Regions from separate parts of the Homo sapiens genome. Here region 1 is linked to region 2. A link is a loop called in an ENCODE intact Hi-C map of the cell type or tissue named here. Cell type or tissue: natural killer cell. All regions are shown on one strand. Links, peaks and the distances in the headings refer to the core of each region. The heading gives the core; the rest is flanking DNA. Region 1 overlaps EPAS1 (endothelial PAS domain protein 1). Region 2 overlaps LINC02583 (long intergenic non-protein coding RNA 2583).

What was found. A loop is a pair of places that touch in the nucleus more often than their neighbours do. Peaks named below come from ENCODE experiments on the same cell type or tissue, not always from the same donor. Only the 100,000 strongest peaks of a DNase experiment are listed, where the experiment ranks them.
Region 1: it touches region 2 in a loop (8-fold over the local background); 1 of 110 quality-filtered maps calls a loop at or near these places.

What each region holds. Positions count from the first base shown.
Region 1 is chr2:46,367,475-46,371,867 of GRCh38, reverse strand. It overlaps EPAS1 (endothelial PAS domain protein 1), which reads right to left. Exons shown (of 16, transcript NM_001430.5): 7 at 1,935-2,041. Among named protein-coding and RNA genes, the nearest start is that of LINC01820, 24 kb to the left of the region's middle. In natural killer cell, for the core only: no CTCF peak of the experiment used is centred there; a DNase peak (open chromatin) is centred at 1,887.
Region 2 is chr2:46,438,127-46,442,519 of GRCh38, reverse strand. It overlaps LINC02583 (long intergenic non-protein coding RNA 2583), which reads right to left. Exons shown (of 4, transcript NR_103805.1): 2 at 2,294-2,393; 3 at 1,149-1,424; 4 at 687-961. Among named protein-coding and RNA genes, the nearest start is that of LINC02583, 11 kb to the right of the region's middle. RefSeq lists a silencer at 1-70. In natural killer cell, for the core only: no CTCF peak of the experiment used is centred there; a DNase peak (open chromatin) is centred at 2,779; H3K27ac peaks cover 782 bases.

The DNA of each region.
Region 1 (4,393 bases), core at 327-4,326, 71 kb after region 2:
AGAAATTTTTACATTTGTCTCTTGCCTTGGCTTCACCCTTAGCTTGGAAGGAAGGCTAGACTTTTCCCCAGTTTTACATCTAAAGTCAGGAAGGTCCAGAAATCCAGGCCCTAGGGAATCAGTGGGTCGGCTGGGCCAGAGCCTGGGCCGCTAAGTCCCAGTGCCTGGATGATTCTGTCACCTGCCTTTGAAAACAGGAACCCCTCAGGGACCAGGAAGCATGAAGGAATCCCAAAGGGAAGGCTGGAACCAGATGTTACAATTTCAAAGCTTGGGCAGGCTAAGGTGGGGTCACATTCACAGGCATAAAAGAGTACCTCCACTCCTACCCCATCTCTGGGTTCCTGAGTGGGGCTGAATCTAGGTTGTTTGTGTGTGTGTGTCTGTGTGTGCGCGTGTGTGTTTTGCCAGAGAGCACAGTGAGAAACTTCTCTGAGATATCATAATGGGCCCTGTTGTACTGTCAAATCAAACCCAAAAGCCATGAGGAAGAGGCAGAGGAACCAATAAAAGAAAAGAAAGATCTCACTCCTTAAGAGTGGGTTAACCATGTTCACATACAGCTTGCGGGGTTGTGACTCTGCTGGCTGCACTGAACTTGGCTGTCTTAGCCTTGGGGTAGATGGGTGGATTTAGGAGCCATGGACAAATGGCTGCCCTTCCGTTTTCTCCATTGCCAGCAGGGCCACTGGGAATCTTCTCAGACTTACTTTACCCGTTTTTAATCCTCCCATAATCCTCTCAGCACCACTGTCTGCACCACTGTGGGCACTCGTTTTGAAGCATTCTTTTCCAAATACAGTCTTGCCCATCGGTTTATATAGTGCATTTAGTGCCTGTTCTGTACCAGACGCTATGCTAGATACTGAGGTTAAAGATATGAGCCCCTTGTTCCCAAGGAGCCCACGGTCCTCTTTTTTCCTCAGAAATAAGGTCACTTAGGGCAGGAATCAATTCTACCAATTTATATCACCCCCAGTGGGCCAAGTACAGGGTTATAGGCCCAGAGCCCTTGCACAGTGATGAGTCGCATGGATTCAAGGGAACGGTCCTGGATCACCTGCCTATAGGAAGCCTGAATTGGGAACATGGCCAAGGATACACTCTAGAACTTCTCTGTCCAATATGGTAGCTACAAGCCAAGTGTGGATATTTACATTTAAATTAATTAAAACTACATTGTATAAAGTTCAGTTCCTCGGTTTCTCTAGCCACATTTCAAGAACATTTCCACTGCAGAAAGTTCTATGTGGCAGCCCTCTTCCAGAGTCCTTACATAACTCAGGCTTCTTTCAAACTGCAAAGCAGAGTTTCCATACGCCATCCCTGGGTTGCCTGGACAGCCTTTTCTAAAGCTCCCTTGATCCAGCAAGCAAGCTCTCTGAGAACTGTGGCCTACCTCAACATATGTGTTAAGTTGGACCCGTAATACTTTCCCCTCTGTTCAGCCTAAGCCTCCCCGATCCTTCAAGGTCCAACTCAAGTGTCCTTTCCTCAACTCCCCCTGCCCTCCTCTTCTGTGAATGTATGTACTTGAATCTATAGCATGCACCCAAGTTGATGATATGTTGAATTATTTTACTCTCTACAGTGCTGTTCCACAAGGTGTGCAAACCACTGACTGCACACAGGCACTCCGTGGAGGTGGTATGGGGGACTGAGACTCAACCCACCCTCCACTGCCTCAGCTGTGCACCTTGGCACGGGTGCATCTCCCTGGAGGAAGTGTCCTTTTTCTAATTTGCACGAAGGAGTCTATAGGCTGGTGGCAGCCTTGGTTTTCTAACCATCTTGAGGGCATAAGTCTTGTCTGCCACACAAGACAGCAGCTCTGTGGAGGAAGTGACCTGGTCTTCTGTCTCACCAGTCACACCCCACTCAAGGCCACATACCACAGACACAAGGAAGCCACAAGGGGCACTCCTGGAACTCACAGTTCTGGTGACTCTTGGTCATGTTCTCGGAGTCTAGCGCATGGTAGAATTCATAGGCTGAGCGGCCAAGCAGCTCCTCAGGGTGGTAACCAATCAGTTCTGTGATTCTGAGTTTTTAAAAAGGCAGCATGTAAGGAAGAAAGACCATATTAACTTAGCACAGCATGTGGGCAGGAGCTAACCCCAGAAGGCAAATCAAACACACACATGCAGATGAACACAATCCAGACTTTCTTGTTGTACCATGTATCCAAGCAAAAGAACACTGTGCTCAATCTACAGTTGCAGGTTTAACCAAACCCCTGTTGTTCCTGCCCTTCCTGAAGCCATGTTTGGGAGGAGAGAAAAGCACCAGTTCTGAGGACTCCCTCTCCCCACCACCCCGGTACACACATATGTCTGTTCTCCAAGAACCACTGGAAGGGGCTCACCCCAAGTTTTTGCAGATGAGGGAGTAGACATCCAGGACGGGCAGACAATTTGCTCGATGCCTACACAGGTGTCCAGGGACAGAGCAAGAATGAAAACTGGGGCCTCCAGTTGCTACATCAAGCTCATTCTAGTAGAAGGCAGTATAAATGAAACATGAAAATTATGTGGCCCCAGGTAGAGCCACCTTTGTCTCTGTGTCAACCAGCACGTGAGAGGGAGTCCAGGCAGGCAGAACCCGTCTGTGCTTAAACCTTCACTTTTCTGCAGGTCCTGCCTGTGACCTCAGGTGCCCTCGGACACTTTCTACTTGTGCCTCACATTTCAAGGAAACGAGGGAGGCAAGGAGGTGCTGAGAGGAAGAAATATTAAATCATAGTCATAGAAATGTGCCTTATTATACTCTAATAGGCAGCTCAGATGACACCACTGGCTGTCATTTCAGTGTCCCTTTCTTCATTCTGTAAGGTATCTGGTTTTGATGGGAAGTGGGCAGAGGAAAGGGCAAATGTGGAGAACCATGAAGAATCACTTAACATTCTTAGGACCCTTTGTTTTGTGCTGTAATCACTAAAATAAACAAAGCCCTGCCTAAGAACCACCAGGTTGGCCGCTTTACCCAATATCATGTCCTATCCTAGGCTATATAATACCTCCATATTATCTCTCAAAATCTTGGTTCTCTCACAGACTTTAAATAATGGCTTCACTGTCTTGTTTACTTGGCCTATCACAAGTTAGAAGTGATGCCACAGTCTCATTATTACAACTCTACTTCAGAAGGCATGACTCCTGGATACAGTCCTATAATTTATCCTTGTAGGGGATCAATAACACGGAGAGGAAAGCAGAAGCAGAAAGCAGAAGCAGTGGCTCCTCATTTCCTGTCTCTGCTCTAAACCCACCCCCCAAACAGGTCAACTTGCATACATCTGTCAGACCAAATTGCCCTAAAATACTACTTGCAACCTGCCATACTCTTATTTAAGTATCTACAGCTTTCACTTTTGCCAACCACACCAACAGTAAATGCTGCGTAACTTCCAAGTCCCCCCAGAACCTACTCTCCATCTTTTGAGCAATTTGATTTTCAACTCATCTGTAAAATGTTATGTACCCTCTGTCATGGAAGACCCCTCTCCCCTCAGTTCCCTATGCCTGGAAAACTCATTCTTGCTGCAGAAGCTTTATGCCTTCTCTTCTCCCCTCTTCTCCAAGCCCTGACACCTCCAGGACCAGCTAAAGCCTCATCTTCTCCACAGAGCCCTCTCCAGTTCCTCCAGCACAACGTCTCTCGTGAAGTCCTAAGGAGTATGCACAATATTACAGAAAATTATGCATTTGTCTCCTCACATCCTAGGCTGTCAACCCCTGAACTCAGGGACCACTTTCTCCTTTTGCTTCCTCTATAACGGGTGCTTAGTAAAAACCTCAACAGCTGACCAGTAGATTGATTTTCTCTTTGAACCTACGGTACAAACAGACACCTGTTTATCCCAGCACTGCTAAGGAACCTGGGCACTAAGGATCTACTTTTTTTTTCTAGAATAATATGATTAACTGTCTCAATGTGTGTGCGCACACATGCACGCGCACACACACACACACAGAACCTGTCATGATAGTCTATCCATCCTTTCTTCATTCTGTAAGTCATCTGGTTTTGAAGTGGGCAGAGAAGAGGCAAGTTCTCTGCTTGGGTGAGAATTTGGGGGTTAAAGCCTTTGTCAAACAAGGAGCAGCTCAACAGGGCTGAGAGGCTTAGGTCTCAGCTGATTCAGCCCAGTGGAGATTTCTCCAGTGAGATCCTAGCAGCTCATTTGTGCCAGCCAGCCAGTCTCAGAGCAGAAGGATCTGTCCCGTCGCTTGGCCCTGAGCAGAGAGGTCTCTGAACTCATTAGCAATGGATACATTATCTGGCAACCTGACCCTGGGGCTGGCGCCCAAGTACACCTTGGCAAAGGTGGAGACTGGGGGGAACAAGGAGACAGAACAGTGCTGGTCCTACGATCAAATGGCTTCGCTGCTGG
Region 2 (4,393 bases), core at 308-4,307:
CAGATGAGCCAAACCATCCCCAGTTTACACATGAGCGTGTTCTGGGGGAAGGAAACCAGCCTCTAAAAGGTAATGCTGGCAAAAAAAAAAAAAAAAAATAATGCTGAAATAATCAAATATTTGTTTAAATGATTACTTGCTATGCAAACAATTTTAAGAATTTAATGGAAATTTAGAATAGATGTCTATGGGGAGAAAGGGAAGAGGGTGACCTTCAAATAAGTTTCCCCTAATATGGTTTTAACTATTGGTCTTTAAAATTTTTTCCTTTTATGTATTTGTACACATGCACGCATATCTCATGGGGTCATGACCCTACAATATGCATAGTTGCCTTTCCATTTTCACCTTGGCATTTTTATATAGTGGCTTCATGGATTGATTGATTATCTACTTATTTATTTGAGACAGAGTCTTGCTCTGTCACCCAGGCTGGAGTGTAGTGGCGCAATCTCAGCTCACTGTAGCCTTGACCTCCTAAGCTCATGTGCTTCTCCTACCTCAGCCTCTCGAGTAGCTAGGACTACAGGTGCATGCCACCAGGCCTGGCTAATTTTTTTTTTTTTTTTGTAGAGATGGAGTCTCGCTGTGTTGCCAGGCTGGTCTCAAATGTCTGGGCTCAAGCAATCCTCCCACCTCGGCCTCCCAAAATGCTAGGATTAGAAATGTGAGCCACAACGTCTGGCTGGATTTTATTGTTTTAATTGCAAATTGACAATTTATAATTGTATAATTTTATGGGGAACAAGGTGATGTTACTATTTATGCATATAATGTGGAATAATTAAATCAAACTAGTCAACATATCCAGCACCTCAATACTTAATATATTTTGTGGTGAAAACATTAGAAGCTTCATGGATTTTTAAATGAGCCTTGTTCACAGTTGCATAATGTGTGAGCAGTTCGGAGTTGAATGAAATACTCCTCTTTGGAGAGCTAGGTTGTTTCTGTTCATTTCCTATTAGAAACAGTATTTTCATGTTAAATTTAATGATTTCTTGAAGAGAAATGTTTTGGGTGCAAATTAGGGAACAATTTAAGGAAGGAAAGCCAGGATTTAAGGGACTCAGAAAGTGGGCAGAGAAACTTGAAACCATCAAAACAGGGGCCACTGTCAGTTGTTCCCCACCTCCTGGATGTCTCACCTGAGGTCACGTGTGCTCCTGGAGGCTTTGAAGTTTGTTCTGCATCACTTTCACTGCCCTGTGTTAGGTCCACTCAGATGCTGTGTAAAGGTGACTGTGTTTTACTCTTCTCTGTATAGTAAGAAAAGGGTGGGCTCCTCTCTATATTACTCTGATCAGAAAAATCCAAAGTTGCACTTTTCACTTTGCAAAGGGGGTAATTGGCTTCACAGAACCTTTGAATAATGATCACGTTGCACCTGAAGTGTTTTATTCCTGATCACACTGGTGGGACTTCTGCTTGGGAGAGAAGACAGAAACCAGGGGGACTTTAAACCAAAGGTTTTGGTGTCCCTGCTCCCTTGAAGACCCATGGAAAAGCAGTAACATACAGTCATACATCACGGGATTCGGTTTACAACAACTTAGGCAAGTTGCAACAAACAAAACAGCTAGAAAGTAAAGTGACCAACATTTGCCAAGCTTCACAGTCCACTCTGAGGTGGAATCCTAGAATCTTAGCCTTGGAAAGGATACTTCGACCCCTTATCCTGCTGACTGTATACTTTCTGAGGTCTCTTGGCAGATGGGCATAGAGCCTGTTGAGCTAGAACCTTTCCTGAGACAGGGAGGTCACTGCCCCCAGGAGCTACATTGGTTGCTCTAATTGCGGGCAAGTTTTTCTAGTGGCAATGTTATCTGCCGTTCTGGAGCTTCCTCTGGTGGCTCTCCTTCTGCCTGTGGAGTAACACCAAACATACTGATTTTTCTCTATCCATCCTTCAGCTGCTTATGGCTGAGGCTGGGCTTCTCCCAAGCCTGTTCCTGTCCAGCCTGAACATCTTATTTTCTAACTTATTTTTCATTAGACAAAATTCTCAAACCCTTGCCATTCTGGCTAGTCTTCTCTGGACAAAGTCTGGTTTGTCAATGTCTGGCTTAAAGTGTGCTACTCATAATGATGTTTCTGGGGTTAGAACTTGATGAGAAATTCCACTTAAGCTTGGGAGAGTGAAAATAACTGGAAAAAAAAATAGACCTACTGATTCAACCCAACTTTATCCATTGCCTTCTGAATGATGGGGCCAGTTACTTCTCTGGGTTATTGGGGTGGGGTGGAAGGAGGATAATAGAGCTCCAGAAAAGAAGAGTTGGGCTTGACTTGCCTTTTCCCAGCACAGAAAATAGGGTCTCTTTTACTTGTAGTCCTAGAATATTCGGCAAGATTCTTAGCGATCACGTCTATCAACTTTCTGATGTCACAACCTGCCCAAGATCACAGAAAGATTTAATGACAGGTCCTAAGTCAGAGTCCAAATCTGTATGGTTGTTTCCATCAATTTCTGCTGCTCCCCTCTTCTGCCTGCTCTCAGTCTCTCCCTCTGCATTTCCCCTGAGACCCCTACTCCTAAGTCCCTTTTACTATTCTTACCTGAAAGCTTTCTTTTGAAAATACAAGCACCAAAGTCATAAGATACCTTGGCACCTTTTTTTTTTCCCCATGAGAATCTTTTACACTGTGGTTTGTGAAGGAAGCTGACTTTAACAATCTAGGTGATATGGTGGTTATCAAGAAAGAACACTGGCTGTTAAGATAATACGTGTCTAAATATGTCAGCAGGTGCAAGAGCTATCTTGTCCCACTGGGGCTACAGGAAATGTATTCACCAAAATGTGCAGGTCACAGATAGGTCAGAGAGATAGCACAGTACAGTACGGGGGTCAGACCAGCCACAGTGTGATTTCTACAGACCTGTGATCTAAGATTACTGGAACAGAAATGCCCATCCTTAGAAAATACCTTAGTGTTCATATGGGCACTCATAGAAAACGCATTTAAACAAAATTTCTGCAGCATCAAGGACTATCTTTAATTTTAGACTCTGGTCTACATACTGCTTGTAGACTATTTCTTAGATATTCTAATTTGTTCTTTTGTTTCTGTATGTTTTCATTCACCCACTCATTCCATAACTATTTTTGAGTGCCTCCTTTATGACAGTGACTCTCTTTCTTCCCTGCCTCCTCTTTCTGAATTCTACTCTGAATCCTTTAAGATTTGGCTGGAGTCTCACATCTTTTGGGATGCCTTTGTTGTTCATTCCAGCCCGCAGACTTCTTCCTCTGCTCTTTATACTTCCTGTACTCTTCATCTACTTTGGATATTTAATGCTCTCATGTGTAGACTTTGCCAACTGGCCTTAACCAATTGGATAAACAAACTGAACATCTCTTTAGCCATTTGCAGCCAACCAAGTTCATGTGCATTTTCTCATTTCATCCTCACAGCATTCAGGTTAGTATTATCATTCTCGTTGCAAAAGTAAGAAAGCTGAGAGCTCAGAGATAAAGAAACTTGCTTGTCACACAACTGAAGGTAATGATGCAAGACTCAAAACTCAGGTTGGTTCAACTGACTATAAATCTTCTGCTTTTTCTCTTTCACCACACTACACTTGTCTAAACTTCCTTTTACTCTCTATTGGGTTTTACATATTATTGTCACTCAACTACATTCTCATCGATTGAATTGCTCTGAAACTTTCTGCTTTAGTTTGAAGGCTATAGAAGGGCATATTCACTTGGAAACCATCAAGGAAATATGGAAATGTCAGATTGTATTATGGCCATTTTTGTTTCTAGTGTTATCTTAGTTGCTTGGGCTGAGCCTTCCAGAAGATAAGGAAGAAGATAAAATCAATACATTGCCATTACAAAGCAGCTTACTAGTACACAACTTCAGCTATCGTGTCATGTCCCTCGTATACCCAGAAGAGAAATCAATGTTTGGGGTGGCTGAGGAGTGGGGAGAGTGCAATCAAATTGGCCTAAGCACAACAGATAGATAGCTGACATCTAGCACAATTCTGTACATTCTACCCAGGTGCCTCAGCATCCACATCAACTCAGCTCAAGGTTGCTATTTAAGTTGGGAGTTTGGCTTTGTTTACTTGTTGGTTTGTTTTTCATTTTTTTTAATGTGGGCTCTGGCAGGTCTCTACTCGAGCATGAGCTTAAGGAATAATTAGTTCCACACACTCTGTCCTATACTTGGTGCCATATTGATCTATTTACATTCCATCTGTGAATAAAGTGGTTTCATGTCTTCCCTTCCTGTTTGTATACCCTTTATTTCCTTATCTTATTGCAGTAGCTAGGACTTCCAGTATGATGTTGAAAAACAGTGATGAGATTGAACATCCTTGCCTTATTCCTGATCTTAGGAGAAAACATCCAGTTTCTCACTATTAAATATGATATTAGCT